Regions from separate parts of the Homo sapiens genome. Here all the other regions are linked to region 1. Evidence: chromatin loops called from intact Hi-C (ENCODE). Cell type or tissue: PC-3. All regions are shown on one strand. Each heading gives the region's core, and the rest is flanking DNA. Links, peaks and the distances in the headings are about the cores only. Region 1 overlaps SIPA1L1 (signal induced proliferation associated 1 like 1). Region 2 overlaps SIPA1L1 (signal induced proliferation associated 1 like 1). Region 3 overlaps SIPA1L1 (signal induced proliferation associated 1 like 1).

What was found. Peaks named below come from ENCODE experiments on the same cell type or tissue, not always from the same donor. Only the 100,000 strongest peaks of a DNase experiment are listed, where the experiment ranks them.
Region 2: a loop joins it to region 1, with 4 times the contacts of the local background. A loop is called at or near these places in 1 of 110 quality-filtered maps.
Region 3: it touches region 1 in a loop (2.8-fold over the local background); 1 of 110 quality-filtered maps calls a loop at or near these places.

Annotation. Positions count from the first base shown.
Region 1 is chr14:71,446,888-71,453,081 of GRCh38, reverse strand. All of the region lies in intron 2 of SIPA1L1 (signal induced proliferation associated 1 like 1), which reads right to left. It also overlaps the pseudogene RN7SL683P. Among named protein-coding and RNA genes, the nearest start is that of SNORD56B, 52 kb to the right of the region's middle. In PC-3, for the core only: no CTCF peak of the experiment used is centred there; DNase peaks (open chromatin) are centred at 1,401, 3,211 and 3,611; H3K4me3 peaks cover 1,216 bases; H3K27ac peaks cover 2,327 bases.
Region 2 is chr14:71,648,550-71,654,743 of GRCh38, reverse strand. It overlaps SIPA1L1 (signal induced proliferation associated 1 like 1), which reads right to left. Exons shown (of 24, transcript NM_001386936.1): 8 at 4,235-4,409. Among named protein-coding and RNA genes, the nearest start is that of SNORD56B, 250 kb to the right of the region's middle. In PC-3, for the core only: no CTCF peak of the experiment used is centred there; a DNase peak (open chromatin) is centred at 3,303; H3K27ac peaks cover 877 bases.
Region 3 is chr14:71,571,782-71,577,975 of GRCh38, reverse strand. The region is part of intron 4 of SIPA1L1 (signal induced proliferation associated 1 like 1); the gene reads right to left. Among named protein-coding and RNA genes, the nearest start is that of SNORD56B, 180 kb to the right of the region's middle. In PC-3, for the core only: no CTCF peak of the experiment used is centred there; a DNase peak (open chromatin) is centred at 2,785; H3K4me3 peaks cover 299 bases.

The DNA.
Region 1 (6,194 bases), core at 688-5,687:
AATATTTCACAATTTCAAAAATTCACTAAACATGGAACAGAAAGTCATTAAATTGGATCATCAAGCAGCAAAATTTGGATGTTGTATCTATTAGTGATTACCATAAAATATGACACAGAAGGGTCTAGAGATTTGAAAAACTTGGTGTACAGTATATCCTGAACACCAGAGGAAAATAATAGTTTCTGTGAATATCGAAATAAAGTCAAACTAGCAGAGATCAGTTTAAAAACCTAAGATTTAAATAACATAAGATCTCCCCAGAGGGGAAGTTCTTGAGGTCAAAGCACTAGTCCTCTTTAGTCATCAGGGAGATGCAATCTGCACAACAACAAATACCACTTCATACCCACCAGAATGGCTAAAATCAAGACTAAAAATACAATGTGCTGATGAAGATGTGGAGCCACTGGAACTCTCACACACTGTGTGTGAGAGTGAATCAGTAAACTACTTTAGTAGAAGGCTTTGCTTTGCAGTGTCTACTAAATCTGAACAAATATTAATACATATCCTATAGCTTGGTAATCCCACTCCCAGGTATAGATGCCTAACAGAAATGTGCACATATGCCCAAAAAAGCAAAAACAAGTATAAAAATACTATAACAGTATTAATAGTAAAATGGTCAAAATCTGCAAAACAAAAACAGATGTTCAGTAGTAAATAAAGTGTAGTATATTCACATTATAGAATACTACACTAAAAAATTATCCTTCCTATATACGAAAATGTGTATACATTTCTCAAACATTACATTGAGTACAACCAAAGAGTACATATTATATTATTTCATTTTTATAAAGTTCAAAAGCAGGCAAAACAAAACTATGGTGACATAAGTCAGAACAGTGGTTACCTTTGGTAGTATAGGGGGTGGTTGGTACTGAAATGGGAGAGAACATGAGGGGGGGGTTTCCTGTAATGGTGGTGGTATCCTGATTTTTAATTGTGATGCTGGTTATACACTTGTGTTAAGTTTGTGAAAACTTATCAAAGGTGAAAACGTAGGATCTATCTGCTTTTCTATATGCACGTTAAGCTTTTTAACTTATAAGCAAGTAAGTCAAGGTATTTATATATTTTATATAAGCAAAAATATACATATTTGGAAGACCAGAGTGGTGTTTTGTTCACGAAATTGTTTTTGATGTATATAATTCCATGCATTTTTGTCTTATATAATGACCATTTTCCCTTCTCTCAAATATTTTAATTAACAAGTAAAAATTGTATGTGTTTATCATATACATGTTGTTTTGAATTGCGTACACACCAGGAAATGGCTAAATCGAGCTAATTAACATATATGTTACCTGACATACTTTTCATTTTTTTGTGGTGAGAACATTTAAAATCTACTCTCTTAGCAAGAATGTAGTACACAGTCATTAACTTTAGTCATCATGTTTTACAAGAGAATTTTTTCTTTTTTTTTTTTTTTTTTTTGAGACAAGGTCTCGCTGTTACCCAGGTTGGAGTGCAATGGTACAATCACAGCTCACTGCAGCCTCCACCTCCTGGGCTCAAGTGATCCTCCCACTTCAGTCCCCTGAGTAGCTGGGACTACAGGCATGCACCACTATGCCTGGGTAATTTTAAAATTTTTTTGTAGAGACAAGGTCTCACTATATGGCCCAGGCTGGTTTTGAACCCCAGGGCTCAAGTAGTCCTCCTGCCTCAGCCTCCCAAAGTGCTGGAATTACAAGCAGGTGCCTGGCCTGCAATATATTTCTTATCTACTAACTTATTAACTTATCTATTAATTTATTCTTCCTATCTAACTGAAAAATTTGTACCCTTTTTATCAAATATCCCCCTCCCTAAAACCCTCACTATCCCCCCTTCTCCCTGGTAGCTACATTCTACAATCTACTTCTGAGTTCAACTTTTTTATTTTGCATATGTAGGGGAGATCATGCAGTCTTTCTGTATCTGCTTATCTCACTAACATAAAGTCCTCCAGGTTCATCCATGTTATTGTAAATGAAAGCATTTCCTTCTTTTTTACGGCTATACAGTATTCCATTGTGTATATATACCATATTTTCTTTACCCACAGATCTGTTATTAGACACTTAGATTGATTCCATATCTTGGCTATCATGAATAATGCCACAATAAACATGGGAATTCTGATACTTCTTCAAACACTGATTTCAATTCCTTTGGATATATACCCAGCAGCGGAACTGCTGGATCACATGATAGTTCTATTTTTAATAATTTAAGGAACCTCCATATTGTTTTGCATAATGGCTATTCCAACTTACATTCCCACCAACAGTATGCAAGGGTTCCCTTTTCCCCCATCCTCTCAAAACACTTGCTATATTTTTTGTCTTTTTTTAATAACAGCCATTCTAACAGGTTTTAATAACAGCCATTCTAACAGGTTTTAATAACAGCCATTCTAACAGCCGTTCTAACAGGTAAATAACATTGCAGCTTTAATTTACATCTCTCTGATAATTTCTCAAATATTTTAGAATAAAACTTTTTATGGCTCCGAAGTTGAATGCAGTACTAGATAGAGCCATAAATTAAAAGTCTGTAATCTAGAAAAGTTTTCATCAACAATAGTCAAGATGTCTTTTTTATTCATTAACTAGCTGAACACTTAATGATATAGAAAGTTTGGCTACCCAGAATGACTCATTTCTGTGAAGTTTTGTTTAATGAACAGGTTTATTACAAAGATTTTAAATCCTTTTATATAAATGAGTACAGAGTCTTAGAGAACACACTATCGAGCTATAAACTGACACCTTAGGAAGTAAATTAAATCTACTGTATCAGTACAAGGGTGATGAGAAAATCAGTAAGCCCTCCAAATAGAAATATGACAGAATATAAATCTAAATATAAAGTTACATATATTTATTTCTGGTATATCTGTATATTAACACATAAACACACTATCAAGAATGTAAATAATCGTAATAGAAAAATTATATAAAGATATATTTAGCAGAAATATTACATATATCTCTGGGTTTAGGATTTGGGATAATTTTTATTTTTTAAGTTTTATTTTACTGTTTGCATTGTTAAAATGAACATATATCATTTTTAAGGTTAAAAAATAAGCTAAAAGATCTGAGAAAAAGACAGTTCCTGTTCAAAAAAATGAGTCAATGCGTGTTTTCTTCCTGATTCACAGAACAAATTAGTGGGAGAATTTTCTCAATTTTAAGACCTTTCTCCCAATGTTAGCCTTCTGGCATCTGCCAAAGTATACCTACAAGCAAATACCAACAAAGCTCATATAGCAGAACAAATAGAACAGTAGCAGAAAACTGGCACTAAAAGAATTCATAATAACATTAATAAATCATGCTTAACTGAGACAGTCCCCCCACCTCACCTCCAACCCTGAGCCAGCAGTTGTGATTTTATGTTACGTACATATAACTGTGTTCATTTTCTGCTAGTAAAATCGTTCTTCGTTCCTAAGATAGAATTAAGTATACCAGTATTTCCTGATTTTCTATTAAAATCACATAACTTCCAGGTGCTCCATTATCTGAACAAAAATAAGGACCTAGAGGCATCCCTGTCACCAGATGTGTAGCCTTGTGACTAATGTTAGCTGTATCTTAAAGACAAGAAAAGGGAAAAGGTGAATTCAGCTCTCTAGGAGCTCAGTAGTAAATTACTCACCAGGTAGAATTCTGCCCATTGTCTCAATTACTCTTCCCCAGACAACTTCATTTGTTCAGAGAAAAAAACAAAAGCCCAATCTGGTTTATTCTCCCAGCTAATCAAGCCATCCACACAAAGCTGAACTAAAACCATAACTAGAGTTTAAATTTCCTGATTCCTTCCTTGAAAGGTAGTCTTACTAATTAGGTAATTTACAACAGGGCCTTGGCAAACCAAAGAGGAAACCTGAAAAAGCAGCAGCCTTTTGCTGTCCCTCTGGCTTTAATCACCATGAAGGTCACCCAGTCCTGCCATCAACCAGCTCTCCTACTTTGGAGAAGCAGGCTGACTCAAAGAGCAAACACCTGTCTCTCATAGTAATGACTTTATTCTCCAGGCCTAACTTTATAAATGAGAAAACTAAGAGAGTAAACAGCTCTATTAACACTGTTGTCATTTTTTAAAACAATTCTTTTAAAGAGATGGGGTCCTGCTATGTTGCCCAGGCTGGAGTGTAGCAGCTATTCACAGGCACAATTCCACTACTGATCAGCACAGGAGTTTCCAACCTGGGCCAGTTGACCCCTCCCTTAGGCAATCTGGTGGTCCCCCACTCCCAGGAAATGCTGAACTTAGTAGGGACACTCAATTGGCATAGAGCACTACAGCTTATAACTCCTGGGTTTAAACAATCCTCCTGCCTCAGCCTCCTGAGTTGCTAGGACTACAGGCAGGTACAACACCCGGCTTACAATTAGACTTGAAATGCAGGCTGTTATGAAGAGTCTCTTGGCTACAGTTCAAGGGAAACATAACACATTAATGCAAAACATCTTCAGCTTTCCCCAATTCCACTTATTTCAGCCCATTTCAGAAATGTCTTCTTTATTCCAACTTGAAAATTCATGTTATACTTGTTATAAATGTCAAACGGTTTTCAGAATATAGAATTCCAGTGGCTAGAGTTAGATGCCTGGGAACACAACTAGCCCCATAAACCTTGGGCAAGTTGCTTAACCTCTCTGGGCCTCAGTTTCTTCAGCTCTAAAAAGAGGATAATACCTACTCCATAGGACTGAGGTGAAGGTCAATACATTAGAGCACTTAGGAAACTCTGTGGCACATGGCAACTGATTGATCAATAAAGGTCAGTTATTACTATAATCATTGGTGTGGATGATGTTATTGCTACCAGAAAGACAACCAAGAAAGCGATGGAAGCGTAGGAAAAAAAAGTGCAAAATAAAGGAAAGAGAACTAAGAGAAAGAAGAATGGCAGCTGCCATGTAATAGCCAAGGGGCATTAGACAAGTTCCTTCAGTTTCCTCATCTACAAAACGGAGATGACATCCACTTGCTCCATCACCCTCCTCACAGGACTGTTCTGGAAGCCACAAGAAAATATCTCTGGCCACAGAACAGAAAGCTAAATGTCTTGCATTGTCACTGACCAGAGGGGCTCAACAAACCTTGGAATACCATGAACTTTCACAATGAGCCATTAGTCAAATAACTATGCACATTAAATGAATATTCTGGATACCACTCTAACAAAAAAATCAATAGTAGGCCAGGCATGGTGGCTCACACCTGTAATCCTAGCATTTTGGGAGGCAGAGGCAGGCGGATTGCCAGAGCTCAGGAGTTCGAGACCAGCCTGAGCAACATGGTAAAATCCCGTCTCTACTAAAAAAATACAAAAAAAATTAGCCAGGTGTGGTGGCACACACCTGTAGTCCCAGCTACTTAGGAGCCTGAGGCACAAAAATCACTTAAGCACAGAAGACAGAGGCTGCAGTCAGCAGAGATCATGCCACTGCACTCCAGCCTGGGCAACAGAGTGAGACCCTGTCTCAAAAAAAAAAAAAAAAAAATCCACAGTACATGCTTTTAAAAAATCAGATTAAGTAAACCATAGTAAAGTATCCACTACCTAGTGACACCAAATAGCATCCCCATAATTTTGCACTGGCAGAATAATCAGAACTCTTAGGAAGCATCTGCCATCAATTTTAAAAGGCAACCCTAAAGTGAGCTGTGAAACCCAAGTACACCATAGCACCATAGGCTTGTTAGGGGTCCCACAGCAAATCCAGCTGAGTAGATCTAAACTGCCTCTTATTTAGGCTATGAACATTTGAATAAAGTTATTTTCAAGCTTTGTTCTTTATTATATCCTACAAATTTTCCTTTCACTACAATACTAACATAAAAGCTAACAGAGGATAAGCGTGGTGGCTCATGCCTGTAATGCCAACACTTTGGGAGGCTAAGGCAGGAGGATCACTTGCCCAGGAGTTCAAGACCAGCCTGGGCAACACAGTGAGACCCTATCTCTACCAAAAAAAAAAAATGTAATTAGCTGAGCATGGTGGTGCATGCCTGTAGTCCCAGCTACTCAGGGGGCCGAGATAGGAGAATCACTTGAGCCTGGGAGGTCAAGGTTGCAGTGAGCCATGATCATGCCACTGCACTCCAGCCTGGGAAACAAAGCAAGGGCCTGTCTCAAAAAAAAAAAAAAAAAAAAAAACAAAAAAAAAAACAGAGCC
Region 2 (6,194 bases), core at 688-5,687, 200 kb before region 1:
TGTATAGAGCTTTAATTAATAAGTAAATTCAGGCATTATATAGGTCACCTTGACAATCACATGATCTGCCTCCTTGACAATCACATGATCTGCCTCCAAATCTTTCTTTATGAAAAGTCTTATATCTCTTTTAAGATCTTGAACCTCAACTGCATTTATAACACTGCTGAAAAATGGAGGAGAAAACAAACAGTCACTAACATTGCAGCAAATTAATGAAGGCAGGGCTTTGAAGGAAAGCTTTTACAAACGGCTTCTAAGTCTCCTGTGTACTGACGTGACAAACAAGCCTCAGTCAGGAAATAATTCCCCCAAATAATCCACGTACGTAGCTAAAAATGAGGATGGTCTCCAGCTTTCAAATAACAAACTGCTTGGTGGGAAGTTTATTGTATTTATTGTAGTGTGAGAGAATGGTAATTATCTAGGTTATATCATCCAAATAAGAAAACAAAAAAGAAGGAAAAATCCCCTATTAAAAATTTCTTCATTGCAGAATTGTTCCAGCCTGTGACATATTTATTTGTAGCTTGCTTGTTTGCTACAAATCCTTATTTTTGAAATGTGTAGATGGTCTTTGCACAGATAACTGGGAAAAAGAAGAAATGGTTCAATAGTTCATTACTTCCCTGAGCCTCGTCCTCCTTTACAAAAATACTAAGAAATGAATATGATGATAATGCATGAAGTAGAGCTATCTCATGAGCTGGTTTGAGTACTGTTAGCTCAAGGGCTTAAGAGGGAGGAAGACATAGGCTAAAGGCCGGTCTTGGGGCTTTGCTATACTTCATTCTACATTTATGCTTTCTCTGAACACTTCATTAACCACACTACTGGGATCTATTCTACTTTCCTAATGCTTGCTAGCTATCTAACCATGGGCATGTTACTTAATCTAAAGAAGCCAATTCTGTAAAGTGGGGATAATTGGTATCTAGCAGGTTTGTCGGAATTAAACGAGACGGCATACATATCAAAAGTATCTGGGACTTCTGCTTCCAGCCATAATGAAGTGCTTGATACAGCACTTACCATGCCATTGTGAATAACTAGAAAAAATGATATAATAGCTGAAACAACTGTTTGCAGACATTGGAGAACAGGCAGCCTTGGATAGTGATCCTTGAGAAAAAAGAATACAGAAGATGAGCCCTATGACCCCTGGGCTTTCTACCTAGAGGTACTTGTGGGACAGTTGACACAGAGCAAGGTACTGAAGGGGGAAGCCAAGACAGACTCGAGTTCAGGAAGTCTGAGGTGACTGATATTTGCTAGGCAGAATACCAAAGAGAAAGAAATATCAGATGAAAGGTTCAGAAATCTGAATAGGGGTCCCTTTGAGTCTTGAGTTGGACAGTAAGCTGCATATGCATATGCATAAATTCCAAAAGCCAAGCAAAGACAAAATATTAGGGAAAGAACAACTACCAACGAATTATAAGCCAAACAATTCCACAGTTCACACTGGGTTGGGAGACATTAATGAGTTCTGAACAGCCACAGTAGACACTTCATTGAATATTCAAGTACTGAGGTGCAAGAAAAGTCATGCCTTAGTAGTAGGGCTAAGTTAGCCAGAGTAAAAGCTACTCTAGGTATGCTTTAACAAAGCTTAAAAATAAGACTCATAAAAATCAAGCTGTTCTGCAACTTCACTGCCTGCCAAAACAAAACTCAACACTTAAAGAAGATAACAAAATTAAGACACTGAACAATGAAACATTTACAATATCCAACATCTTATCAAAAACAACCAGACATGTGAGGAAGTAAAATATATACAAAGGAACCCCATTAAAAAAAGAAACTGAAAATGAGAGAAATGATGAAATTAGCAGATGAACATTTTGAAACAACTATTATAAATGTGTTTAGGGATCTAAAGGACAGCGTGAACCTAAAAAGGTGAGAATAGAAGACATTTAAAAAGATTATCAAATGCAACTTTTGGCCCTGAAATATAATATCTTAAATGGAAATTTCACTGGACGGGATTAACAATGAATTAAGATACCATGGAAGAAAAGAAAAACACAAGGAGCTTTAAGATATATTAATAGAAATTATCCAAACTGAAGCACAGAAGGAAAAAAAAAGGTTAGGGGGAAAAAAAAAAGAACCAGGGCCTCATTAACCTGTGGTACACCAGTGAGTGATATAACATATGTGTAATTGGAGTCTCAGAGAGATGGGAGGTTAAGACAGAAAAAATAAAGAAATAACAGCAGATAGTACTTTAATTTGATAAAAACTACAAACCCATAGATTCAAGTGACATCTACAGTGGGAATGATCCTTGAACATTTGTTCTGAAAAGCACTTTTTTAGAAAAAGAATTATATTCAAAGTTTCTTGACACAACATAAAGTTAGATTAAGTATGGTGAGATTACATCACAGCACACAGAACGAAGTCTTATCTCTAGTAGTGTCCAGCCCAGTAGGAGGCAGCTGAGGTGTACAGAGGCTGGCTGTTGCCTATTTTGGTGGTCTATGATTATTTAATGCAGGTTTAAATGGCATAGTGAATAGACTCTAGTTTTTGCCCCTATTAATAAGCTTGGAGTAAAAGAGATGATTTTGCGTACTGTCTTCTTTGGGGCTTCAGAGTAGGAATACTTCCCTACTTTTCGTTCATTTTAGGAAATGCGACATTTTAAAAGGACAGAAGGATTCTTTGAATCCTTCTCAGGAAATATGCCCTGAAAGGTCAGACATGCCTCATAAAGTTGAACTACTTAAAGGAGAGTAGTTCAGTGAAAAAGAATCTTTCCCTGTTGAAGGTATTATATAATTCCAAAACTACATTAAGAGGCTGTTTGGTAATCCAGGCTCATCCCCCTCTAGCCTTTGCAGTTGTTGGGATAATTGGACAAACTGTGCACAAAGTGCTTATTTTGTGTATTCCACTGCCTTACTACATGTCATGTTGCTTAACGATACCCTAGCTATACATTTCTCACATCACCCTTCATCACAGATAACACACAATCTTATCAACTCCCAGTCTGACCATTCATTTATAGTATCACTGAGCTTATTACACATTCTCTTCCCAGATCCTTTCAATAACTGTTTGTGGTAGTGATAATTTATACAGCACAACAAATGGGGGCAACATGAATGAACTGTACCAGGTGAATATCAGAATAGCTGGATAAAAAGAGTTTAAGGACATACTGAAATTTAACATCTTTATGCAGTTGCAAGCAGAGTACAGAATGTTAAAATAATATTTAAGCAGCTAGGCTATTTATGGGTTTTAATAGTCTCTCTTGCATGTCGTTTCCAAGTTGGCAACAGCAAAACCATGGCAACAGGAAATTCTTCCCTGCAGTGGAGTTTATGAATGCTTTTCTGTTTTCATGACTCAACTCCTTATTTAATTTCCTGTACAGAAAATCAGAGAGATTACTATAGACTGCAATACAGATGTGCTAATCCCAAGACCCTCTCAAAGAAAAACAGGTCACAGGTGTCTATGGATGAATTTAAAGATAAAATTTAAAACTGCTTTCACACAGACACATAGCAAAAGTCAACACACTCTTTGATTAGTCCCAGCTAACCAAAATAGGCATTTGAGAATGTTAACTATTTTACTGACAACTTGGGGACTGGACATGGACAACCTTTTAGGTTCATGCACCATAGTTAAACAGATTGTTTCATTATCATGCTTTTAATCAACACATTTTATGAGCTAAACTAATACCAAAGCTAAAAAGCCTATTTTCTCAGAGATTAAGTAGACTGTGAATAATAATAATAGAAACAAAAACCCTAGATGTAAAAAGAATACAAAAAAACAAAAACAAAGGCTGACTACATAGATAAACATGAAGACTATGAAATGAATTAATGGAAGTCAAAAATTCCAGGCTTACACTCAGACAGTTGTAAGTTTCCGGAGTTTTTAATCACCCTAACATTTGGCTAAATGTAATGAAATTTACACAATGCTCACCCAGGAGCAATTCTGCACGATCTGTGTCACTGCCCCACTCCATGCACACACCTCTGACAACACTATTTTTTTAGAGTCTAATTCTAGCTACTTTGGTTATGATCTTCAACTGTTCTGGTGCTACATCCTCCCTCTCTGGCTTTCTCTCCCCCATCACCAGCAGTGTTCTGCGATAAATGGCAATGTTGCTTTACGGATAATTTAGCAGATGCACAACAGCACAACAGGGGGAAAATAAGCCTAGTAGGAGGGTGTAAGTATTTCTTACTTTTGGTATCAAGCTGTGCTCGATACTTCTCAAATCCTTTGAGCCGAACTCGCTCTCCCAATAGTTGAAGAAATTCTTCAAAGGCTGGGCCAGCTGACTCATTGTTGTACATCTCTTCTTCAGTGCTCTGTCCAGCTTTGCAGTACATGATGCCTACTTTCTGCTGGTAGTTCAGCTGTGAAGGCAGGTAATACGATGCATATAAATATAGGCAGATCCACTTTGTCCCAGTCAAATGCTAAAAGGTCCTATAGGGCACATGCCCAGAAAATAGCTAACACCTTTCTTCTCTTGAAATCCTTCTGTATTTTCCGTCTTTGATCCAAAATTAAGTGGAGCAAGTATCTACGAACTTCATGAACTGAGAAAAGGCCAGAAAAATAAATGAAAATTTCCTGTATGTAAAGATCATGCACCATTAAACAGATCTGTTGGTACTATAGGAAATTTCTGTTAATCAATTACAAAGTACAAAATGAGGTTATTAAAAAATCCTGGTAACTAAAGGCAATTCTTTTTTTATGGTGTCCCCCCTTTTAAAAGGGAGGTCTTTACAAATTTAAAAGCAGAGGTCTACTTTATAAAACATATTTTAAAATAAACTGTTTTGCACTAAAAGGTCCACTAATATTTTTGCAGTTTTTTTTTTGTAAAATTAGAAAAGACTTATCTCCCAATACCCTTTTCCCAATATATTAAATTATAAACCTTGCCTATATCTTTGTTACAGCACTACTATCATCAATACTGTACTTAGAGCAACTTCTCTTTCAAATAGTTTTCCAAAGGATGAGTGTCTGCAGAGAAACTTTAAAAGAGGCCTCACAATGGCAAATCAGCTAATGGCAAATATTTCTTCCTCAAATGCAGTTAAAATGAAGGATTAAGAGATTTACTTATAACATTAATCAAAACATTTATTCATCATTGAAAAGTCCAGTCATTTTGCAAAGAAATTTTAAGGTGTTACTGATCATTTAACAAGCAATGAGTTTTCAACATAAAAATGTGTACTTTGGGCTGGGCACAGTGGCTAATGCCTGTAATCCCAGCACTTTGGGAGGCTGAGGGGGGCAGATCACTTGAACCTAGGAGTTCCAGACAAGCCTGGGCAACATGGCAAAACCCTGTCTCTACAAAATGTACAAAAATTAGCCAGGTGTGGTGGTGCACACTTGTAGTCCCAGCTACTCGGGAGGTTGAGGTTCGAGGATCATTTGAGCCCGGGAGATTGATGTTGCAGTGAGTCATGACTGTACCACATACTCCAGCCTGGGCAACAGAGCAAAACTCTGTCTCAAAAAAAAAAAAAAAAAAAAATTGGACTTTGAATTCTCCAATGACATTGGGACAATTCTTATCACTTAATCCTATTTCCAGAGTGTCATTACAACCACCACATCAGTAAGGTTTTATCTAATAAAAGGGGGAAGAGAAGAGGTGAAATTTTAATAGCTAACATTTATTGAATACCTATCATATGCCAGGCACTACGTGCAGTGTTTAACATACATTAAATTCTTACTCTCACAATAGCCCACAAGGCAAATATTACCCCTGTTTGACAGATGAGCAAAGAGATCAGAGAATGCAAGAGAGAGGAACTAGTACAGTAGGGAGAGACACAAGATCATAAAGAGTCAGTTCTGTGACTCAGCTCCATTAACTATCACCAGAACTCAACCAGGTTTGTCTTTGGACAACCGCTGCAACATATGTCTACAACTTCTTATTTGCAATTCTGAAGTTGAAAGGTAGAAAGCAAATTTAGGCAAACATATTTGGCAGCAAAACTTGACATGGGGCTGACATTAGTACTTTTAATTTATTCATCTTTGTGTGAATATTCATGTTTCCCCTGCATAATTGATTGTGGGGTACTGCCCCAGATCTCACTGGGAATATTACTATATGGGTCATACATTTTATTATCCCTCTAAAATCTGAAAATTCCTCAATT
Region 3 (6,194 bases), core at 718-5,717, 120 kb before region 1:
TCGCACCACTGCACTCCAGCCTGGGTGCCAGAGCAAGACTCTGTATCGGAGAAAGAAAAAATAAAAAATAAAAAAAATTAGCCAGGCGTGGTGGTGTGTGCCTGTGGTCCCAGCTATTCAGGAGGCTGAGGTGGCAGGGCTGCTTGAGCTCAGAGGTTTGGGGCTGGAATTAGCTGCCATCGGACCACTGCACTCCAGCTTGGGTGACAGAGCAAGACCGTTTCAAAAAAAAAAAAAAAAAAAAAGGCATGCCCAACAAGCCATAAAGTTAAGCAAATTGTGTATAACACAAAGTGCAGCTGGGCGCAATGGCTCACACCTGTAATCCCAGCACTTTGGGAGGCCAAGGCAGGCGGATCACCTGAGATCAGGAGTTCAAGACCAGCCTGGCCAACATGGTGAAACCCCACCTCTACTAAAAGAATACAAAAATTAGCTGGGTGTGGTGCTATGTGCCTGTAATCCCAGCTACTTGGGAGGTTGAGGCAGGAGAATCATTTGAACATGGGAGGCGGAGGTTGCAGTAAGCTGAGATTGCACCACTGAACTCCAGCCTGGGCAACGGAGTGAGATTTGTCTCCAAAAAAAAAAAAAAATAAGTGCTCACTATATAGCAGGCTCTCTCTCAATACTGGGCTAGTGGTTACAAAATTTATGGTAGAAAAACTACTTTGAAAATATAAAAGAAAAAAGGCTCCCTTATAGCCTGTGTACCACTTCTGCAGTCCAGCGCAGGCATGAATTTCTATATCCTGTGGATATGGATACAGTGAGAGAAAAAGTATTTATTGATAATTAACTTTAACTTTTTAAAAATGCTATGGTAGTCATGTCACTTTGAGAACCTTCAGTGGCTCCTCAACTGCCATGCCATTATTTTCTTTTTCTTCTTTTTTTTTTTTTTTTGCTCTGTCACCCAGGCTGGAGTGCAATAGCATGATCTCAGCTCACTGCAACCTCTGCCTCCCAGGTTCAAGCGATTCTCCTGCCTCAGCCACCCGAGTGGCTGGGACTGCAGGTGCCCGCCACCACACCTGGCTAATTTTTATATTTTTAATAGAGACGGGGTTTCACCATGTTGGCCAGGCTGGTCTCAAACTCCTGACCTCGTGATCCAGCTGCCTCGGCTTCCCAAAGTCTGGGATTACAGGCATGAGCTACTGCACCTGGCCCCTGCCATTATTTTCTTATTTAGGCCTGGATTTTAGGCCTGGAATTCAAGAGTAACTGGCACCTGCCCACAAACTGTTTCCTTCTTATATTAACAGAAGGAAACAGGCTTGCCCTAAACAAACCACTGTGCCCTCTTCATAAAGCTCTACCAAGTGACTCAGCCTGCATGAAGAATTCAATATTGACAATTTAAAACTGTAAATTATAAAGAATACCTTGTCTGAGCCCATCATTTTCCACCAGTAGTAGCCAGAAACTGTAAGTCCACCTAGGATTAAATAGCAAGTGTCAAGTCCAGGTTTACATCCAGATTTCCTCATTCCCCTACTCTTACCCTGCCTGTTGCACCATGCTGTCCTTTCAGAGCATGCTTGTTCAATAATCTGTTTCCATCCATTGTAACCAGTTATGTATGCATCAGGCACTGCTCATTATCTCACTAACTCGCTAAAGCAATCTTTAAAGAGCTATTATCTACTGCAGTTTGTACATGAAGACCCAGCAGCTTAGACGAGACTGGGTCACTGCTCGAGAGTCTGATCCCTAAGCCATGTTCCTTGTACCAGGGCACCCTCCTTTCTAAAAATGCTTCCCTTTCTGCTACTTACTGAAATTTCAAGATTCAGTCTACCTGTGGTTCAGCCTTCTCTCCCCAGTGAGACTTTCAGGCTCTTGAGGAAAAGATCTGTCCAATCCTTATCCTGAAAGCACCTAAGCTTAGTACCCTTGAAATGTAATCACTAGAAATAAAAGTTACGTGCTTTCAGCTAAAATAGAATGGAAATTAACTGATAAATTATCAGAACTTCTATTGTAATCTAAAACGTAATCATGGTTATTTCACACATATCTGTGTTGACGGAGAAATGCCAAAAACAAGTCCACATTAGCAAAATTTAATAAAGGTTTCAGCTTCATCTTTCTCTCTTGAAGAGCCTTCACAACAGTAATGAATAAAAAATAGTGGGTTTGACCTTCTCACCCCAATCCACTCATCAAAGGAGCATGAAAAACAGGCATAAAAAGGAGCAAATCTATTAAAAGATTAACAAGAAGTGACACAGAACTGGATAAAACACTGTCACAATGAAGTAACTAAAAGATAAACTAATCCACAATAGAATCGACTATTTAAAATCCCAGCAAATAAACATATTCTCACAGGACAATGGAAGGCAGTGTGGTTAATACAGCATTAAAGGGAGAGACAACTAAAACCAGAAATTTAAAACAATTACCATCAAATTAATGATGGTCAAAATAATTTTTATCTTTTACCCTCAAATAATTTTTCTCCCCACACAAGTCTCTCCTTTGCCCCTTTTCAGTCATTTTTGAACCCGGTTATATGCTTACTGAAAATTTTAATAATTGAAATAGTACAGAAAAAGTGAAAAGTATACGTCTTCTTCTACATGTCCCAATCCCAAGCCCAATGATAGTCACTCATCATAGTATACATATTCTTCCAGGCACTGTGTGTGGGCTGGGGGCACAGACAGTAAGACACTGAATGATAAGGGCAGAGGAGAGAAAGGATCCAGTGCAAGGGACAGTCAGTTCCGCAGCAACTTAAGTATTTACAGAGCCAGAAAAAGAAAGGCAAAGGGGTGGATGATTAAGAGCCAAAGAATCCACTTATGCTCACAAGCAGCAAAGGACCTCCTCCCATTCAAAGCTGATGTAAAAATGCTGGATGAAATGCTTCATATTGGAAACATTTTGAATCCTTTATTTATATCATGGTTCCGAAAATAGAGGCCCTATACAAATAATTCTGGCAACTTGTCAACAGAAATGAAAGCAGGAGCAAACAAAGTATCTTTCTTTAATGCATACCACATCCTTCCAGTTTTTTTTAAAAACTATGCACATATGCAAATATACATACATTTTATGCCTAACTTTCAAATAAAATTATTTTTAATCTAATCCCCTAAACTTAAAAATCTCTGATTTCTAAGTGAGATTTTCCTCACAAATGTATTAACTTGATCATTTAAACTCTTATTAACTAGAAAAAAAATTAATCAAAACGCAAACCAATAAAGTGTTCAAAGATAAAACCTTGTGGCAGGAAGTCTTTTTTTTTTTTTGCCAACCTTTTCATTTTTGTGACAAAGTAAAATAAATCCTCTAACTAGAATGTAAGTTTGATCTTAAAACATAGTCTTGTGTGTCTGCAATAATGCTTATTTTAAAAACTGATCACTTTGCCTATTCAAGACTGTTTATAAGGTGCATATTAGCACGAGTCTTAGCCTCCTTCGCTTAAATCCTCAAGGAGATAGCCTCTCTGTTTTTGCAATGTCAGAATTTCCTAAGTGCAAGATAAATCTCCCTAATTAACAGCCCAATCTCTCCACACTCTTCCCACCATGCTCCCTGAACCCTGAGCTCCAGTCAAAGGGAAAGGAAACCAGTTAAAATTTCTTGAATGCACCGGGTTCTCGTGAGACTTCAGGTGAAGCCAAGTGGTAACTTTTGCTGGAACACAACTCCATTCAATTCTCTTCCTTCCTCCTCCTGTTTTATTCTTATCCACCCTTTACTCCTCTAACTCTTACTCCTCCTTCAAGATTGCACTGGGGTATGTTCTCTTTCAGGAAGTTGTCCACCCCTTCCACTCCCACCCCTACCCCACCTTATTCTTTTTACAGCATCCCTTGGGATTACTACAGGAAATTTATGGTGGTTAAAAATCAAGATTTTTGTTGTAGAAATCAAAATTTCTACTTTAAATAAATCATGATTTCACTATGTGTTATTACCTTCTAACACCAGAACTGCTGCCAAGAAAAAGTGAGGAACTGTCTTTTTGAAACTTTCTGGCATCACTGCAGTTAAAACAAGTTTTAAAGAAAGAATATGTTGAACTAAGAAAAATTCTTTGACAGAACACAAGCACAAGAAAAGGCCCATCTACTGTTCTGAGTATAATAAGCATCAAAGGCATACAAATCAAAACAACACTATACACATTAGGAAAAAGTACTGGAATACCAGTAACCACTGTTAACAGTGACAAAGTTAAAATAGACATGTCGCTAGAGATAATGGATATTGTTTCATTTTAGGGGGAGAAAAAAACCATTGGCAGGTAAGCCAGAAAATATTCATGTTGTTGAGCTCTGCAATCTCTCTTTCGACATTTGGAAATGCATAGTTGTTGAAAGCAGGAGGGATTTTCCTCTGCCCAGCTCTCGGGCATCTTTCCTCCTTCAGCAGGTCCCAGGAGCTCTGCTGGTTTGCCCTTCCTTGTGCAGCTGTAGACATCCACTCTTTCTCTTGAGGTCCCAAACTTTCTCCACATCCTTGGTTCCCAAAAGACAATCAAACAGGACACACTGTGAATGCTCAGTTTTCTGATGCGCCACCCACTGAAATGTAAGTGCTTCAGGCCAGGAACTGCATCTTATTTGATTTTAGGATACTTAGTCCTTAGCAGAGGCTTAATCATAAATGTCAACCACATTTGAATAGGAAAATAGGTGGTAAAACAAACACTGAGACGTGATTTTACAATCTGTAATAATTGTCCAAAGATACTTACTGCAATGCTATTTTATTTTTAATTCGTTTATGTTTTTATCAAAGTAATATACATAGTAGTTAAAGGCAAATAGTACCACAGGCATATAAAGTGGGGGAAACCGATACTGCTTGACTCCATCTTCTTCAGTCCCAAGAACAGCCACAGCCACTTTCAATACATAGCACTGTTTCCCTCACTATTTCCTTATTCCTAAATAACACGCTCATATTGCTACTTTTTAATTTGTCAATCTTACGTAGTAAATGTTGAAGTCCTGTTGTGGAAGATGAGAAATCAGCATGCTTCCATTAAGTGTCTCTCCCATTTCCTTACCCCATTCTATGTACCTATTTATGTTCACATGTGTGTATATTAGTTATATCACATAGCTATATATATTAGGATTTACGTTACTACGGCTATATTTGCTCAGTTGCTTACTTTACTTTTCCCGAACTTAGTAACAGTTTCATTTATTTTCATTTGCTTTATTTCTATATACCTACGCTTAATTTTTCCTACATACAACATAAGAAGCAAAAAAATCTTGTTATTCTTTCCACACAGTCAAAAACAACAGATTCCTATCAATTCCATTTCTCTTCCCTGAAGAACTCTCTCCTAGGGCTCTTCTCATGCCCCAATCTAGCTGCTGATCTCTAGGTCTCCTGAAGAGGTATTCTGGGGAACATCCCACCAATCACCATCCTGACAGTTCCTTTCTTTCTCTCCTGGATGGATCCCACGTCTCCCAGATTTCATTTCTTCTTTTCTTAATTCACTCCCTCACCTGGATGGACCACTACCTTCTTCATTTAGTAACTGCCTAAGAAGGGGTGCATGGGTGGTAAAAGCTTTGAGTCTTAGCATGCCTAGCTTTAAACTGACTGATGGTTGGCTGGGCATAAAATGACAGGTAGTAAAACATTTGCCATTAGAATTTTCAAGGTTGCTATGGTCCGAATATTTGTACCCTCCAACACTCATGTTGAAACTTAATCCCCAGTGTGGCAGTATTGAGAGGAGAGGCCTTTAAGAGGTGAGTGAATTATGAGAGCTGTCCTTGTGAATGCTTAATCCAGTCACAGATTAATGGGTTAATGGATTAATGGGCTATCATGGGAGTAGAACTGGTAGCTTTATAAGAAGAGGAAGAGAGACCTGAGCTAGCAAGTTAGGAGGCTCAGCCCCTCAGCATGTGATGCCCTCCATCGCCTTCTCGGGATGCTGCAGAGTCCCCACCAGCAGCAGCTGGACCTTGGACATCTCAGCCTCCATCTGTGTGAAATAAATTCTTTTTAAAAATAAACTATCCAGGCCAGGCACGGTGGCTCACGCCTGTAATCCCAGCACTTTGGGAGGCTGAAGCGAGCGGATCATGAGGTCAGGAGATCAAGACCATCCTGGCTAACACGGTGAAACCCCATCTCTACTAAAAATACAAAAAAAAAAAAAAAAATGAGCCAGGCATGGTGGCAGGCGCCTG